Regions from separate parts of the Homo sapiens genome. Here region 2 is linked to region 1. Evidence: read pairs that join two places in POLR2A ChIA-PET (ENCODE). Cell type or tissue: Caco-2. All regions are shown on one strand. Links, peaks and the distances in the headings refer to the core of each region. The heading gives the core; the rest is flanking DNA.

Evidence for each region. ChIA-PET counts read pairs that join two places held together with the same protein. Peaks named below come from ENCODE experiments on the same cell type or tissue, not always from the same donor. Only the 100,000 strongest peaks of a DNase experiment are listed, where the experiment ranks them.
Region 2: POLR2A ChIA-PET joins it to region 1 with 20 read pairs; 2 of 35 experiments call an interaction of 5 or more read pairs at or near these places.

Annotation. Positions count from the first base shown.
Region 1 is chr6:109,038,250-109,041,162 of GRCh38, forward strand. The region is part of intron 1 of SESN1 (sestrin 1); the gene reads right to left. It also overlaps a transcript of ARMC2 not described here. Among named protein-coding and RNA genes, the nearest start is that of SESN1, 55 kb to the right of the region's middle. In Caco-2, for the core only: no CTCF peak of the experiment used is centred there; a DNase peak (open chromatin) is centred at 1,782.
Region 2 is chr6:108,761,664-108,764,576 of GRCh38, forward strand. All of the region lies in intron 3 of LINC00222 (long intergenic non-protein coding RNA 222), which reads left to right. Among named protein-coding and RNA genes, the nearest start is that of LINC00222, 11 kb to the left of the region's middle. In Caco-2, for the core only: no CTCF peak of the experiment used is centred there; no DNase peak of the experiment used is centred there.

The DNA.
Region 1 (2,913 bases), core at 292-2,791:
TGAGAGACCAAGGTGGGCAGATCACTTGAGGTCAGGATTTCAAGACCAGCCTGGCCAACATAGTGAAACCTCGTCTCTACTAAAAATACAAAATTAGCTAGGTGTGGTGGTACATGCCTATAGTCCCAGCTACTTGGGAGGCTCAGGCAGGAGAATTGCTTGAACCTGGTTGTCAGAGGCTGCAGTGAGCTGAGCTGAGATCGTGCCACTGCACTCCAGCCTGGGTAAGACAAAGCCAAGACTTGTCTCAAAAAACAAAAAACAACACAAGTCTTTAGCACCTGAATTACCTACAGCACAATGAGATGTTGACTCTAAGAGAAGCAAGCAGGAATTCAAGACCAAAGGGAATACAACACATTTCTGTTTCTCATTTCACACCCACTTAGGGGCATATGCTCTGAGTGGGATGTGGGACAGAATTGCCTATGCAATTTATATTTAAAATATTTTCTGCCCTACCTTAAGAAATTTTTAATAAGCAAGAATAGTTAAATTTGCATAAGTTAAGTGTATGAATGAGGTAACTCCATTGTAGGGATCAGCTACTTCCCTAAGAGCAGATTCTGACGGCAATTGGGGCAGAAAGAAAGGAAAAAGAAGAGCAAGAGGAGGAGGAAGAAGAAATGAAGAGGAAAAGAAGAAGGAAGGAGAAAAAAGGAAGGAGGAGGAGGAGGAGAAGAAAAGAGAAGAAGAAAAGAAGGGAGAAGGGAGAAGAAGGAAAAGAAAAAGAAGAAGGAGGAGGAGGAGAAAAGAAGAAAGAGAAAGAAAGAAAAAGAGAAAGAAAGAAGAAGGAGGGAGAAGGAGAACAAGAAGGAGGAAGAAAGGAGGGAGGAAAAGGAGAAGGAGGGAGGAGAAGGAGAAGGAAGGAGGAGAAGGAGAAAGAAAGAAGAGGAGAAGGAAGGAGGAGGAGGAGAAGAAAGAAGAAGAAGAAAGAAGAGGCTCTGTGCCTGAGGGCAAGGAAGGGATACTATAGAGGGTAGGGAAGACCATGACCAAAGATAAATTTTGCCTACTTCACAAATTTGTATGGAATATAAATTGTATATACTGCATAAATCATTTAAGTCATAATAGCTTATTAATCATACCATCTTACATTCTCAAACATGATTAACTGAGAATTTTCTGTAATTTCCCTTCACTTTTACAAACAGTAACTATTAATGTCAAAGTATCATCATTGTATTTCACGATTTTCAGTTCAAGATGAGGTCCAATTTAAGACAACTTGGAGGCAAGAACATCAAATCTGCAAATCACAGAGCTGTCTGGTGACTTTTCTTACTGAGTACTGCCAGCAAGCACTGGCTATCTTTATCTTGATAAGCACTACTAAAACATCTCAAGTGGAGGGGTCATAGTCCCATCACTGGGATTAAAAACCAAAATATATAGATGATTTACATTTGTAGATTCTAAACTTGCTAACCCAAATGGCGAAATGAGTTACTAGAAACGAGAACCAGTATTTTCATAAACTACAAAGTTTCTAGTAAAAGTTATTTTAGCTACCAATTCAGTTTTTTAAGAACCTTGTTGATCTTTCTATTGTCTTAACTAGAGTCTTGTTCATATAGAAAATAAGTTAGTGAAGTGAATTATTGTGGCTTCAACTCTGAAAAGGAAGCAGGATGGGAGAGAGGAGAAAGCACAGTCAAGGGGGATTATTTCATGGCCACAGACTGCATCACAGCTGTGGCTGGGATTTCACAAATGTGTATGTACCAACAGTCAAATGAAGGACTGTGAGAGAATGTGTATGGCTGAGCTCACTTAGGAACCACGACTGGGAAAACAATTACCTGGAAAGAGATGGCCTACTGATACCAAGTACAGTATTATCTTTAGCGTAAAAACTTCAGTCATGAGATAAGAGATTATTATTTGAATTGCTAGTCTTCAACTACAGAACTAATAAAAGTTAAGCAACAACTACCCCCACCACAACCCCCAACTCTCCCTTCTTTCACAAGAGAAATAATCTAGTTTGGCAAGTCTCCTCTCCTTTATATGACATTCCTTTTTATTATATTTAAATACACCTTTTTGAACAAATTATGCAGAAAAGTATTACGACTGAGGATTTTTTAGGGGGAGTAATAATAAATTACTGGGGTTGAAGAAGGATTAAAAGGTTTCATTTATTGTTTTGGACTTCTGATTTCTCTGTCAATTTAGTTGTTAAATGTGGGAAAGTTACTAAGAATTTATCATTTTAGTTGTGCCATTCTCATTCCTTGTGTACATACTTGTCCAAGGACTCTTAGGGTAACGCCAGCAAATTACATCAGGTGTCCCACTACAATGATTAAATTAAAACAGGAATTCTTGGTGTCGCTTCCCTGAATTTAACTTCTTGAAAACAAATGAACTGTTAAACATATATGTGACAAACTAGCATAATCTTTTTTTTTTTTTTTGAGACAGTCTCGCTCTGTCGCCCAGGCTGGAGTGCAGTGGCGCAATCTCATCTCACTGCAAGCTCTGCCTCCTGGGTTCAAGCGATTCTCCCGCCTCAGCCTCCTGAGTAGCTGGAACTACAGGTGCACGCGACCACGCCCAGCTAATTTTTTGTATTTTTAGTAGAGACGGGGTTTCACCGTGTTAGCCAGGATGGTCTCAATCTCCTGACCTCGTGATCTGCCCGCCTCAGCCTCCCAAAGTGCTGGGATTACAGGCGTGAGCCACCGCACCTGGCCCAAACTAGCATAAATTTTTAAAATAACATACCCTCAATTTACAGAGTGTGCATCATTTCAAATTGCAGGCCAGGCACAGTGGCTCATGCCCATAATCCCAGCACTTTGGGAAGCTGAGGAAGGAGATTAGCATGAGCCCAGGAGTTTGAGATCAGCCTGGGCAACATAGTGGGACCCTGTTTCTATTAAAAAAAAAAAAAACAAACCAAAA
Region 2 (2,913 bases), core at 322-2,821, 280 kb before region 1:
CAGTGATTTCATATTTTCTCCCCGCTCAAATTCACAACATGTCCTCCCCTATCCTCACCCTCACCTGATGACCTTGCTTCCAAATTCACTGAGATAGTAAAATAAGTGGCTGCCAAGTTCCCATCTTCCCACCCTCGCCTGTACTCCCACCTCCATCTGTGCCTACCCGCTCTGCCTTCCCGCCTTGGACAAGGAATGAATTTCCCAAGCGCCTGTCAGCAATACTCAGTGTGGGCCTGAATCTTGACTGCATCAGTATCACCTGGGGGATGGTCAGAAAATGCAGCTTGTCCACCCCCAGTCCAGACCTGCTGAATCAAAATGTCTGGGGCGGGGCCAGGTGCAGTGGCTCATGCCTGTAATCCCAGCACTTTGGGAGGCCAAGGCAGGTGAATCATTTGAGGCCAGGAGTTAGAGATGAACATGTGAAACCCCATCTCTACTACAAATGCAAAGATTAGCCAGGCGTGGTGGTATGCACCTGTAATCCCATCTGCTTGAGAGGCTGAGGCATGAGAATCGCTTGAATCTGTGAGGCAGAAGTTGCAGTGAGCCAAGATTGTGCCACTGCATTCCAGCCTGGGCAACAGAGCAAGACTCTGTCAAAAAAAAAAAAAAAAAAAGAATGTCTGAGTTGGGGCCCCAGAACTTGTTTCAATGGGCTCTCCAAGGCATTCTTATGCATGACACTGAGCTAGGTCCCTTTCTCTGTCACCTACTCAAGGACATCCCTCCAGCAGTTGTCTCTTCTCTACAGGATCATTTCCAATATCATACAAACAAACCAGAAACAAAACACCTCTCTAGATCCCAAACCTGCCTTAGCTACCACCCTATTTCTCTACTTCCCTTTTTTCTCTTGAACTCCCTTCAATCAGTCTTTGGTTTCCACCCTCCTCTAAAAGTGCTCTTGCCAAGGTCATTGTGAGAGAAACTGGCTAGATGGTCACCAAACCACTTCCTCTTCCAGGGCACACAACCAAATGATGTTTCCCAGTTACTTTGCCTCTAAATGAGGCTGTGTGACTAGTTCTTGTCATGGGAACTCCAGTGGGTCAACGTGCCAGCTTCAGGCTGAAGCACCAGAGCTCAGGTGTGCTTCTATATGGACCACTCCTTCCCTTTCCAAGGGAACCATGGCAGGTGTGCACTGAAGATGGAAAGAACCTGGTACCCAAATCACAAAGAAGGCCACCTGCCAAATACTTGACTGGACTGTGAGATGAGTGAGATAGAAGCTTTTTATTGTACTAAGTTATTGATTCAGGGGTTATTCATTGGAGAAATAAGATTGCCCTAATAAAGTCACGAGGGACCTCCAAATTTCTAAATCCAATAGTCAATTCTTAGTTATTGTCACTTGTGACCAAATAGCAGCATTTGGCAAAGTTGATCAATGGTTACTTTTTGAGAAATTTTCTTTATATATTCTCTAGGTTGTTTTTTTAAGAAAAAATTATTTAACTCACTTTAGTATCCTTTGCTAAGTCCTCTTTGTGTAAGATTGCCCCAGGACTTAGTCCTTGGATCTCTTCTCTCTCAGTACTCACTCCTTTGTTAATATCAATCTCATTCTTGGCTTTGAATATCTTCTCTACAGTGATGATTTCCAAGCTTACATCTCTAGCCTGAACCTAAGACTTGCTTGATCCACAGGCTACTAGACATCTCCCCTTGGTGTCTAATAGCTACCTCAAACTTAACGTATCCCAAACCATACCCAAAACCATATCCTGATGCCTTTCACCCTACTTCACCCATAACCTTCCTCTTCCCAGTAAATGTTAACTCTCTCCTTCCAATTGCTTCAGCAAAAGAAACTGTGGACTAATCCTTGAGTCTCGCTCATTTCTCATATCCTGTTATTAGATTCTGCAGGTCTTACCCTAACAACATCCAGACTCTCAGCTCATTCTTACGCTGCTGTCGTGGTCTGAGCCACCGCCACCGTCTCCTCCTTGGGTTGTTCTGCTCTCCTCCTCACGGTCTCGCTGTTCACATTCTTTTCTGCCTTCTTTATAGTCTTAATTGAGCACCCTGCATGAGCTTCATACACAAAAATCAAATTGTCTCACTTTTCTGTTTCAACCCTCCCCCTCCGCCAGTATTTTCTCAGATCACTTGGAATTAAAAGTGCTGAAGGTGGCTCACAGGCTCCCTGTTGCCCCTCTGCCTTCATCTCTCTGGACTCTCCTTGGCTCAATCCATTCCTGTAACACCCTCTTCTTTGCTGTTTGAATCCCGCTCTTGCCTGGAATATGCTGGCCCAGAAAATCATCACTTGCTCCCTCACTGCCTTCAAAGCTTTGGTCAAATTTACCTTAACAGAGGGGCCTTCCCTGATGTCAGCTCGTGCTCTACACTCCCTGTGCCTCTTAGCACTTATCACTACCTAGACAGTTACTTTATTGTTTGTCTACTGGCACCAGAATGTAAGGTAGGCAGGGACTTTGTCTTGTTTATTCTGTGTCTCCAGAACACAGAACAGTGTTGGGTACACAGTAGGTGCTCAATAAACATTTGTAGAATGAATGAAAGAACAAACAGCTGAAAGGGCCAGCTACAGCCTCCTTGGCTTAGGTGAAGAAGCAAGTTTTTCCCGTTGCATTTTGCACGTGTGCTTCATTCTAGTGGATCCAGAGTCCGTCCTTCCTCTCCTTGTGAATTTTGTCTCAAGGATCTTGTTTGCCTCTTGTGTGACCTCTTTTGGACTGTCCTGGGCGATTCACCCATCTTCTCAAAGAATTGGCCTCGCAGATACCTGGTGACATCGTACGTGACTCTCTACCACAGGTTCTTGTTCATGAGGCTCCAGAACTCCGTTTTACACCATGGGGAGGGCTGATCCTCCACCTGCTGAGGTCTGACCAGGGTCACCAAGGGCAGCACCGGGTTCTCCTTTTGCAAAAGTGC